2 separate regions of the Homo sapiens genome follow, and region 2 is linked to region 1. A link is a contact called in ENCODE Hi-C or POLR2A ChIA-PET data. All regions are on one chromosome and are shown on one strand. Each heading gives the region's core, a stretch centred on a gene start or an enhancer-like site at or near the end of the contact. The rest is flanking DNA. Distances are from core to core; before and after follow the strand shown.

What was found. A loop is a pair of places that touch in the nucleus more often than their neighbours do. ChIA-PET counts read pairs that join two places held with the same protein, here RNA polymerase II (POLR2A). Pooled maps may share reads with other maps.
Region 2: a pooled map shows a loop between it and region 1 (4-fold over the local background). The contact joins the enhancer-like site here to the promoter of PI4KB in region 1. A Hi-C loop is called at or near these places in 4 of 50 pooled maps. POLR2A ChIA-PET finds 5 or more read pairs at or near these places in 3 of 52 experiments (activated CD8-positive, alpha-beta T cell, activated naive CD4-positive, alpha-beta T cell and common myeloid progenitor, CD34-positive).

The regions. Positions count from the first base shown.
Region 1 is chr1:151,324,395-151,329,823 of GRCh38, forward strand. PI4KB (phosphatidylinositol 4-kinase beta) reads right to left here and starts at 3,022. Exons shown (of 12, transcript NM_001369623.2): 1 at 2,877-3,022. RefSeq lists an enhancer at 2,530-3,454 and a silencer at 3,390-3,459.
Region 2 is chr1:151,470,059-151,475,487 of GRCh38, forward strand. No RefSeq gene overlaps it. Among named protein-coding and RNA genes, the nearest start is that of POGZ, 13 kb to the left of the region's middle. Within about 2 kb of position 3,238, at least 26 of the 41 ENCODE cell types and tissues checked have a DNase peak (open chromatin) inside an H3K27ac peak, as active enhancers do.

The DNA.
Region 1 (5,429 bases), core at 1,772-4,271:
TCATCTCTCCCCTTTGACCTCAATGGTAAAGGTAGAGATTGAGTACTCCTTTTTCCTTATAGAAACTCAGGGCCAGGCAGTCAAGCCAGCTCCAGCCCTACCAGGATCCAGGTAACTGCTGACACAAGGGCCCAGAGAGTGTGGGCATTAGGGGAGAGGGCATTCTCAAGCTACTAGCACGAGGGTAGGGAGGGCAGTGGTCTCATGGTAGTTAAGTCAATATTGATTCAGGCTGAGAACTCTGTGCAGAGCCATGGAGCTGGTATAAGCAGATTCCAGCCAGACAGCCCAAGCCAGCTATGGGAGCCGCTACTGAAACAGATGGCAAAGAAAGCAGCCTGTGCACTCACCTCTCTCTGAATTGTTCCTCCCTACTGCGAGTCCCAAATACACTTGGACTGGGTCCCCTCTTGTCCCATGCCAATTATTGAAGGGTTCCTCCCAAACCTCTTCCCCAAATCAAGGAATCTCAATTTGCTGCTTTGGATGGTGTTCAGCATTCTCATGGAGCGTGGACTCAACTCTAAGAAGAAAGCAGGGAAATGAGAGGAAATATGATTTCTGGTTGGGGATGCTTCCAAGGAGGAAAGCTGCTTTTTTTTTTTTTTTTTTCCTGAGACAGAGTTTCACTCAGTCACCCAGGCTGGAGTGCAGTGGCGTGATCTCGGCTCACTGCAACCTTCGCCTCCTGGGTTCAAGTAATTCTCCTGCTTCAGCCTCCGGAGTAGCTGGGATTACAGAAGCTCGCCACCATGCCCGGCTAATTTTTTGTATTTTTAGTAGAGATGGGGTTTCACCATGTTGGCCGGACTGGTCTTGAACTCCTGACCTCGGGTGATCTGCCTGCCTCGGCCTCCCAAAATGCTGGGATTACAGGTGTGAGCCACCGCGCCTGGCAGGAAAGCTTCTAATAAGGGGAATTATGAGGAGACTGCACCATGACTAACGACAAGGAAGAGAAAGGAAGTGGGATAAGATGACATAACTACTCCCAAACAGACCTAGAATCAGAAAATGAATGGAATCTCACGTGCCCTTTCGCTATCACAGGCTGAGAGAGACATGGCAGCAACTAGTTGCCTAAGTCTCAGTTCACTCCAAGTTCTCTTTTCCAGCCAGCTTCCTCAAAGTGCTTTCCCACAAACATACTTTCTACCTATAGAATCTGGAGTTATGGATCAAGTACGTGAGGAACAGGACAGAAAATCAGCCACTTAATGCACTGGGGGAAAAAGCAAAGCAGATGAAGGAAGCAGGCCTGGAGCTTGTCTTTCAAAATGACTTACACCCCTGGTTGTGGACTAGAAACATCTGACAGAAAGACCAAGGTGAAGGAAAATTCTCAGGATGACTAAACCACTACTAATAAATACCTTTTGCCTGAGGAACCCAAAATGTTTTGTAAACAAATAAACCAAATCTGATTTTTTCCCCCAACCCACATCCTGCTACCAACTTATTACTGCACTGATGCCTACAGAGAGTGGGCATTTTCCAAAAGGATCACTCTAGAGGTCAAGTGAGGAAGTCACATGCTGAACCCAGGAGTCCCGATTCTGAATGTACAAGCTCTTTCCATTGTCTCATGTTCCTTTTTCCAGTTATACCCTTACCCCACTCCAGGCCTGAATTCTTATGGAACCAACCAAAACTATTCTAGTAAACCACAAGAATAAACTGATTCCTCATGGATCTGGACAGGGGTGAGAAGGCACTCTATTCTGTGATTCCTTTAACAAAAGCCTAAAATTAAATAATCTGAAACAAGTTTTCTCACAATCTCATTCAATTTCCACGCAGGCCTGTTCATCCCTCTTAGTGGCTGCTCCGGAGTAGTCAACCAAGTGTAATCTGATAGGGACTTCTTCAAAACTTGCTCCGGCCTTCAGAAACACCCTTCTGTCCTGAACGGCCTGAGGCAGCTGAGGCTCCCCCTGCTCACAACACATTTTTCTTCTTAGTTCAAGGTTTAGTTGATCCTGAAATAAGTGGTATGTGGAGATAAAGAGTGTAACAGAGAACACATGAAGCCCACGGGAAAAACAGAACAAATGTCACAAGGATCAGAGAAATCCCTGAAACTCGAGGGAGGTGTCAAAGTTGGAAATCCTGAATGGGAAGGGCACTGTCAAATCTCTCCCCTACAGACAGAAACCTCTAGAAAGTTGGGGGATTGAGGAGGGAGAAAGAGAAGCTAAAGAAAGTTATAGGGATCATAATGCATCCCAGAGAAGAGTGAGGACTAGGTTCAAAGTAAGAATGTAAATGGTACTTTTGGATTGATGACAAGGGCCCGAGATCCCTTAAGGAGAAGGGAACAGGCAATTCTTGGAAGCCAGGAGCTGGCTGGGTAGGTGGGTGACAGTGAGGTAATGGAATCAGAAGCAGCACAGGAAGACAGGGATGCAATCTTTAGCTCAGGGAAATGGGAACCCAGTGCTGGAGTTGCACAGGGACATAGGAGGAAAAGTGCAAACTAGGAAAAGAGATAAAGGTGGAGTCCATGGAAAAGGTTTGGGGCAGGGGCAGAGACGACGAGGAAGGACAAGGATGGGCATTATGGGAGTCGTCTGATATGGAAAGGGTTCATGACTTAAAAAAAAGAATTATTCGAGACGTAGGCAACAGGGATGAGTGAGGGAGGGGGGAATCCCCGAGGCAGAGGGAGGAGCTAATAGAAGAGGAAGCCAAAAAGCGGAGGAGGACCCCAGGCCTGAGAGGAAAGGGTGGAGAAGGAACCCGGGGTGCAGCTGACACCAAGAGGGCAGTTTCGTAGTCGAACTCAGGTGGGGAAGACTGTGCGGGACAGGGTGGGAGAGGGACCCCCCCCCCCACCCAACAGGGCAAAGGTGACTCATGAAGGAGGAGTAGCTTACCTCTGGGGGACCCCCGCGGAGGGGGTGCGGGCAGTCGCGGTTGGACTGCCGACACTGCCGCCTCAGCAGCAGCGACCGCTCCCGGGTTCCATTGGCCGCCTGCGCTTCCCTGACAGCGGCCGCGGAGGCTGCACCAGGCCCCGGCTGCGGGGCTGCCCGCGGCGCCGCCTGAGGGGGCCTTCAGGCTGCCACAAGTTCGACCGGGCCACACAACCTCTTCTTCCTCCCTCAGTACAACCAAGACCAAAAAAATAATAAAATAAAATAAAATTCCCCAGCAGGTCTCGATGTAGTATTCTTCTCCGGAGTCCAAGCCAAGCCTTTCTTCCCAGGATACGCTTTCCTGCTTCCCCAGCGGTCAGGACCCTACCGATTCCATAGTAATCTAAGGAGTCGGGTGAGCTGCCTGGAACATGCCTGTTCAGAAATAGAAAAGGGGGCGGGGAAAAGATGTTTGGAAGCTCTCGAGGGAGAGAGGGCGAAGGGAGGAGCTTACGGGTGGGAGGAGGGGCCAATATTTAAGAAGCGGACCTAAGCGATAGCGTTTGCGAGGCTAAAGAAGCCGAGAGAGAAGTAAAATTTGCTGCATAAGTAGGGTGAGCAGGCGGCCGTGGGTGCCCTGTTAAAGAAGTATGGACATATGCATACTTCCAGAAGTATATTAACATGCAAGTTATATGTAAACGACCGTTTGAGTAACTAACCAAATTACCGTAATTGCAATCAATGACTTTTCCCCCTCCCGTATGCTACAAGACTCCCTTAGTAAATCAGGCCGTGGGATGGACGCTGGGTTCCTAGAAGGGCGCGCAGGAAGACGGCGGACGGGGAAGACGTTCTTTCTGACTGCCCTTTTCCTACTTATCTTGGAGGACGATGCGGAGTTTAAGCTCCTTAACATTTCGGGAATGGCGCGGTCCAACCGCGTCAGTCTTTTCGCCGTTAGAGGCCCGACTCGAGGCCGTGGTTCTGCCTCCGAGGTCACCAACCTGCCTGGGCAGCCTGTGACCTCCAGCATCCATATGCCCAGCCCTCCAGGGAGGGGCTGGACAGGGCCAGGTTGGGAGAGGTGAGTGAAACGACAAAGGCTTGGAGGGCACAATCCCTTCTTCCAAACAAAACGAAACCATATTAGGCCAAACAAATAAACAAAAACACGCCATGCAAATGGGCCTCTGGTGTTGCTTTTGTGTATTTTTCGTTTGTTTGTTTGTTTTGTAAAGACAGGGTCTTGCTATGTTGCCCAAGCTTGTCTCGAACTGTTAGCCTCAAGCAATCTGCCGGCCTCAGGTACCAAAGTGCTGGGATTATAGGCCCGACCTCGCCCAGCAAGTTTTTTGTGTATTTTTCGGTTAAGATTGTTGATTTAGAGCCCTCTTTGTCCTCAGAACCTCTATCTCAATGCCTTTCCTAGGGCTTTACTTAATATGCAATGCCCCTCATTAGTGCCTTACTTAATACATTGAGGCTAGTTATTTGAGCCCGGGTCTTGAATGCCATCTTCCCTGCCACTTACAAGCCGTTTGATTTGGAATAACTAATGTAACCTCTTTAAACCTCAGTTTCTATGTCTACAAAGAAGACATATGGATGAAGTAATATTAGCCCATTACAGGGTTTTGTTAGGATCAAGAGAGTACAAGTTGCTACTATAGTACTTTATTATTAATTATTGGGACAATCATACAGGATAGATGATGAAAGAGTCACTGCTACAATGTTTAATTGGAAGGCAGAATAAAGTGTAATAGCTTGAAAATGCCTGTGTAAAACATGCAGTATATACAACAGTAGAACAAATGGGGTACCTAACCTAATTGCTGAAGGGACATAGTGGAGTTTAAGTTAATTTGGAAGGCCTATATGTGTATGGACACACACACATACACACACACACACACACACACACACACACACACACACCAGTATATGGTGAATGAATGAATGGAAGGCTTCTTAGAAATATTGTGAGTCAGGTCTTAGAATAGATATTGGATATAACCCAGCAAAATAAAAGACAAGCGAGCATTCTGAAAGCAAAAAAATTGTATGTTGAAGAATATAAATGGGAATTTGCTCATATCATGAGGAGAGGGCAAGCAGACAAGCTAGGTTAAAGCAGGAGTACAGTATGAAAGATGAACAAAGAATGGGGACAAGAGTGCCAAAGATAGTTTAAATTTGTCAGCTGGGCACAGTGGCTCACACCTGTAATCCCAGCACTTTGGGAGGCTGAGGTGGGCAGATTGCTTGAGCTCAGGGGTTTGAGACCAGCCTGGGCAACATGGTGAAACCACGTCTCTTCAAAAATACAAAAATTAGCCTAGCTGGCATGGTGGCATGCACCTGTAGTCCCAGCTACTTAGGAGGCTGAGGTAGGAGGATCACTTGAGCCTGGGAGACAGAGGCTGCAGTGAGCCAAGATCATGCCACTGCACTCCAGCCTGGACAACGGAGTGAGACCCTGTCTCAAAAAAAAAAATCGGCTTGGCGTGGTGGCTCACGCCTGTAATCCCAGCACTTTGGGAGTCCGAGGTGGGTGGATCAGTCGAG
Region 2 (5,429 bases), core at 1,988-4,487, 150 kb after region 1:
TGGAGCGCACCTGTAGTCCCAGCTACTTGGGAGGCTGAGGCAGGAGAATCGCTTGAACCTGGGAGGTGGAGGTTGCAATGAGCCCAGATCCTGCTATTGCACTCCAGCCTGGGCAACAAGAGTGAAACTCCATCTTAAAACATAATAATAAAAATAAAAAAATAAAGAAGAAGAATCCAGAGACCCCAAGTGGAATGTTCTTTAACTCTTCTGGCCTCTGGGACAATGCCCCTTCTCCATCTGCCCACTGCTTGCCCTACTGGTGTTCGCGGTTGAAATTTGTGGTTCAAGACCGTGTGGGTACAACTTGTGAGCTGGTCCCACCCAGGTTGCCCAGGCCTCGTGGCTCTCCCTCAACCTCCTTTCAACTCTCTGGCTCTACGGGTCCCTCTAAGTTTGTCTGAGGGGCCCCTTTGGCCCTGAACTTGGGGTGGTTCACTCTGCAGTCCTCACTGCAGTGTCACCTTGCCCTACTAAGGCTGCCTCCTCCAGCAAGCTTCTCAGCCACTGTGGCTCTCCCTCATAGCACCCCAGGAAAGCGGGGCCTCAGGGTCCCCTTCTGCCAGACTGTAGTTCACTCACACTTTTATCTGATGTGCTGCGCCACAGGAGGGTACAAGGCATGCCTAGTGTGGTGGCGCATGCCACCAGGAGTGGTGGCGCATGCCTGTAATCCCAGCTACTCGGAAGACTGAGGCAGGAGAATTGCTTGAACCCAGGAGGCAGAGGTTGTGGTGAGCGAAGATCGCACCATTGCGCTCCAGCCTGGGCAACAAGAGCAAAACTCCATCTCAAAAAAAAAGAAAAAGAACTGTCAATAATTATTATTTTAGTTATATTATTATTGTTTTATCATTTTTGTTATTATTAATATCCTTAGTGGGTAAGTGGGCCGCTATTGACAATGGGGAGTGTTTCCCAACCATCAACACTCTCACCCACACATACACTTGGGCTACTTTTTTTTTTTTTTTTAAGATGGAGTTTCGCTCATTACCCAGGCTGGAGTGCAATGGCACCATCTCGGCTCACTGCAACCTCTGCCTCCCAGGTTCAAGTGATTCTCCTGCCTCAGCCTCCCGAGTACCCAGTAGCTAGGATTACAAGTGCCCACCACCACGCCTAGCTAACTTTTTTACTTTTAATAGAGACCCCATCTGTATTAAACCCCTTTTGCCATGTTGGCCAGGCTGGTCTTGAACTCCTGACCTCAAGTGATCCACCTGCCTCGGCCTCCCAAAGTGCTGGGATTACTGGCATGAGCCACCGCACCGGGCCCAATTTGGGCGTTTTAATCCAAACGTTAAGCTACTGAAAGTGGCCAGATTGGAGTGTGTGTAATGGGGGGAAGAAATGGGTGTAAAGATAGAAAGTTTCAGTCACAAACTTGTTAGCATGACAGAGAGCTCCCCTACTTGAGAAGGGACAAAGTCAATTCAAGACCTTTGGGCTTTCTGGCTGGATGCGGTGGCTCATGCCTATAATCTCAACACTTTGGGAGGCCAAGGCAGGTGGATCACCTGAGATCAGGAGTTCGAGAACAGCTTGACCAAAATGGTGAAACCCCGTCTCTACTGAAAATACAAAAATTAGCCGGGCGTGGTGGTGTGCGCCTGTAAATCCAGCTACTAAGGAGTCTGAGACAGGAGGATTGCTTGAACCCAGGACGCAGAGGTTGCAGTGAGCTGAGATTGCGCCACTGCACTCCAGCCTGGGCAACAGAGCAAGACTCCATCTCAAAACAAACAAACAAACAAACAAAGACCTTCAGGCTTTCATATAACCTATATGGGTGGATGAAATTTTAGAAATAAATAATAAGGGGAAAAAAGATAAATAAAAATTCAAATTTTAAAATAAAGTAAAATAGATCCATGGGGGTATCTGATGACATGATATTCCAGCAACTCAGATTTCTCTGGGACTCCACTGGAGACAGATCTTTCAGGCACATTTGTAATATGTCCACTGCCCAGGGGACAGGATAGAAGAGCCATAGAAAAAAAGGGAACTTGGCAGAATTGCCTTTGTATAACTTTCTTTCAGTAAAGAAAGTTATAGCTTTCTTTACTGAAATAATAGCTTTAAAGAGACAAATTATTCACAAATCATTAGTAGGAAATGTTGAGATGAGATGATAAGCAAGAAAGGTAATTAAAGTCTGTACTATTCTTAAAATGAAATACTGTCTAAGTATAGAGGAATAAATTAGATGACTTTTCAACCTTTCCAATCTAAGCATCCTTAAAAAGTTCCACTGTCTAGCACAGTGGTTTTTAAACATTTTTTGACAGCCACCCACAGTAAAAAGCATATTCTACATCTTGACTGGCTACACACAAACACACAGTACTTTTCATGATTCAGATTGTATGAAAGACTACTGATATTCACTATGTGATAGCTTTCTATTCTCTTTTATTACACCTCTTTTTTTTTTTTTTTTTTTTTTGAGACAGTGTCTTGCTCCGTTGCCCAAGCTGGAGTGCAGTGGCTTATAAAACATGGCTCACTGCAGCCTTGAACTCCTGGGCTCATGCAATCCTCCTGCCTCAGCCTCTGGAGTAGCTGGGACCACAGAAGTGCACCACCACACCCGGCTAGTTTTATTTTTATTTGTAGAGATGGGATCTCCCTATGTTGCCCAGTCTGGTCTCCAACCTGGGGCCTCAAGTGTTCCCCCTGCCTCGGCCTCCCAAAGTGCAGGGATTACAGCTTGGGCCACTGTGCCCAGCCCTTTCTTCCATCATTCCGTCCTCTCCTTCCTTCTTAATACTGCTTGTCAAACTGATTTTGCCACCCAGTTTGAAAAAGAAGGTCTAGAGGATTATCCCAATCATTAACTATTTCTGCAGGTTAGCTTACCTTTCCAGAATACAGAATAGAATTCAGCAAACTGCCTCAAAGAGCAGTTTCTAGATTTGACTTCTTCCTCTAGGGTTTATGAAGTCATCATACTGAAGTGACCTGGATTTCCCTATACGTGAACCTCATGACGTGGGAGCCCGGGGTAGGGAGGGACAGATAACATGAGAATCAATAGAAAGAACTGCAAGGTCTGAAGACAAGAACCATTTGTCTAGTGGAGTCTATTTTATATCCATTTTTTAAAAATCTCCATTTAAGATATTTAGCTTCAACGTGCACCTTGACCAATTAATCCAACAAACAAAACTCTGGCTTGGGGGCCCAGTTACTCACTTTCATGGAAAGAGACCTCTGTTTTTAGAACCAGGGATCTTGTGAGTCCCTCCCACGTCCCCAGCCCTTCTCTGGCCTCGGGTAACTTTTCCCTCCAGTTTGGTGGAAGGTTACATTAGAAGAAAATAGTCCCTACCGTCTAGAAAGTTTTCGGGGGGGGAAAAAAGGGCGTTGGACGTGCGGGTGGGTGGGTATACCGGGAGGGGACAGCTGGAGCCGCGAAGGCGCGGGGGCCCGCGGCGCGTGGGTGTGGAGGCCGCGGGGCGGCAGGAGGCACTGGGAAGCGGGGTGAAGAGCACCGAAGTCCAGAAAAGGGCAGTGTCCGCCCTGCGCTCCTCTGCTGGCGCCCGCAACCCGGGAGGGAGCGGCGAGGCTCCGAAGGGTGGGATTCGAGGTCTGAACCCTCGAGTGGGCTTGGGTTTTCAGGAGCCGCCTTTTCTTATTGATCATTTCTCTTTTGTCATCATAATCTCTTGGCCTCAGACTGAGTTAAGGGAGCCATAGTAGGAGTGCAGAAAATGAAGTGGAGGAAAAAAAAATGTGATATTTAAAATATAGTTTTTCCTACTTTCTTTTTCTCTCTCAAATTAATTTAGATGTAAATAACATTTTAACAGGGCCCAACATCAGGCTCCTAGGCTCTGGCTGCTGGTCTCACTTGACACCAGAATAAGATTTTGGTGTGCTAGTAATTTTGCCAAATGGAGGCCTACTCCCCAAAACATCACCGTGGTGCATGATGAACATTTCTGTAGGTGATGACGTGGAGTTTTTGTTTTACTTCATTCTAATACATGTCCCTGCTTCAAGTGGGTAAAATTATACCTAGCTCAGCCCAGGTTTAATTCAGATTATTTAAAAAATTTCAGTGGCAAGTAATTTACGAGCTTCTCTTTATTAAGATTTAGGAAATTTTGCTTTATTGCGCATGCATTTTAAGTATTTTTTTGCTGTGTTCCTAGTGTAGATAGAAAACAACCTGTCACTGTCTCCTAGTTGGCCCTGTCAACAAACATTTGAGAAGTGCTTAGATCAGAATGCTGTTGAGTACTACAAATTAAACAATCTGATGTACTTGTTAATTTCATTACAAACAGCAGTTAGGATTTCATATACATATAGTCTGTACCATGCTATATATCAGAAATCTTTGTAAATATAAACTCCTTAAATATAGGGACCCAGTTTTATTCTTCAGCGAAAGGGAGTTAATCTTTTGGTGTTGTGCATTTAGAAGGATCTCGGATGTAAGAGGCTCATTAAATGATAGCTGTTAGTATTATTTATCTTGGTATCTTCCAAAGGGCTTTGCACATGGCTAACACTAAGAAATATTGGTTGAATGAATGAAGGTGCCATGCCCATACTGTGATATACACAGAGAAAAGACCAGGATGGGGACACTAGCACAGTGATTTCATTTCATCAGTGAAGCTTTGTGTGGAAGTGTCCCTCCTGCAGCCCTTTTACCAGATGCAGGCTCCCTTGACCTTGGATTGTGGACCACTTAAAATTTTCAGGGGAAAAAGTGTGCCTAATTAGCTAGTAGGGCCTAACCTCTTGTCAAGATGGAACTTGAGAAGTTTGTCTAAGTATGGAAAAGCTAAGCTCACTTGACACAGATCACGGGAAGAAAGATTTCTGCATGTTATTCAAGTTATTCACGTCAAAAGCGATTAGGGGGCCCCAGCTTCCATTACATCATTCATTAGGAAAATGTGTGCTGGGAGCTCTGCAAATCACATGATTTGATGGAGGCATTGAGACTGGGTTTCTTGTGTGTCTGCCCTTGGCCATATTCAGTTTTTAGTATGTTTGGAAAAGGCTGAAGCAGAACATGAAGATCTAGTTTATTTTAATGCTGTCAGACAGCTAAATGGTGGAAACTTGTTGAAGAGATTTACTGAGCTGTTTCCTTAGATTGAAGACTTTAGAGAATTAATTAACAGGGTTCTGAGAGATACAACATGCCAGACCCCTACTGACTCTAAGAGTGTACTTTCTTACTGATATGATGTGATAGCTGAGCACAGTATATGTGAAACTGCTGGGGAGTAATACAAGAGCAGTGCTGATGTGTTCTAAGACATGCAGGTGTTCAGATGAGAACTGGCCATGACAACTGAGTCAGCCAGGCACTGGACTCATTTCCTTTTGCTTAAGCACCATGAGCTCAGTAGAAGCACAGACTTTCACAAGGTGCTGAACTACTTGGTGAAAATGAAGTC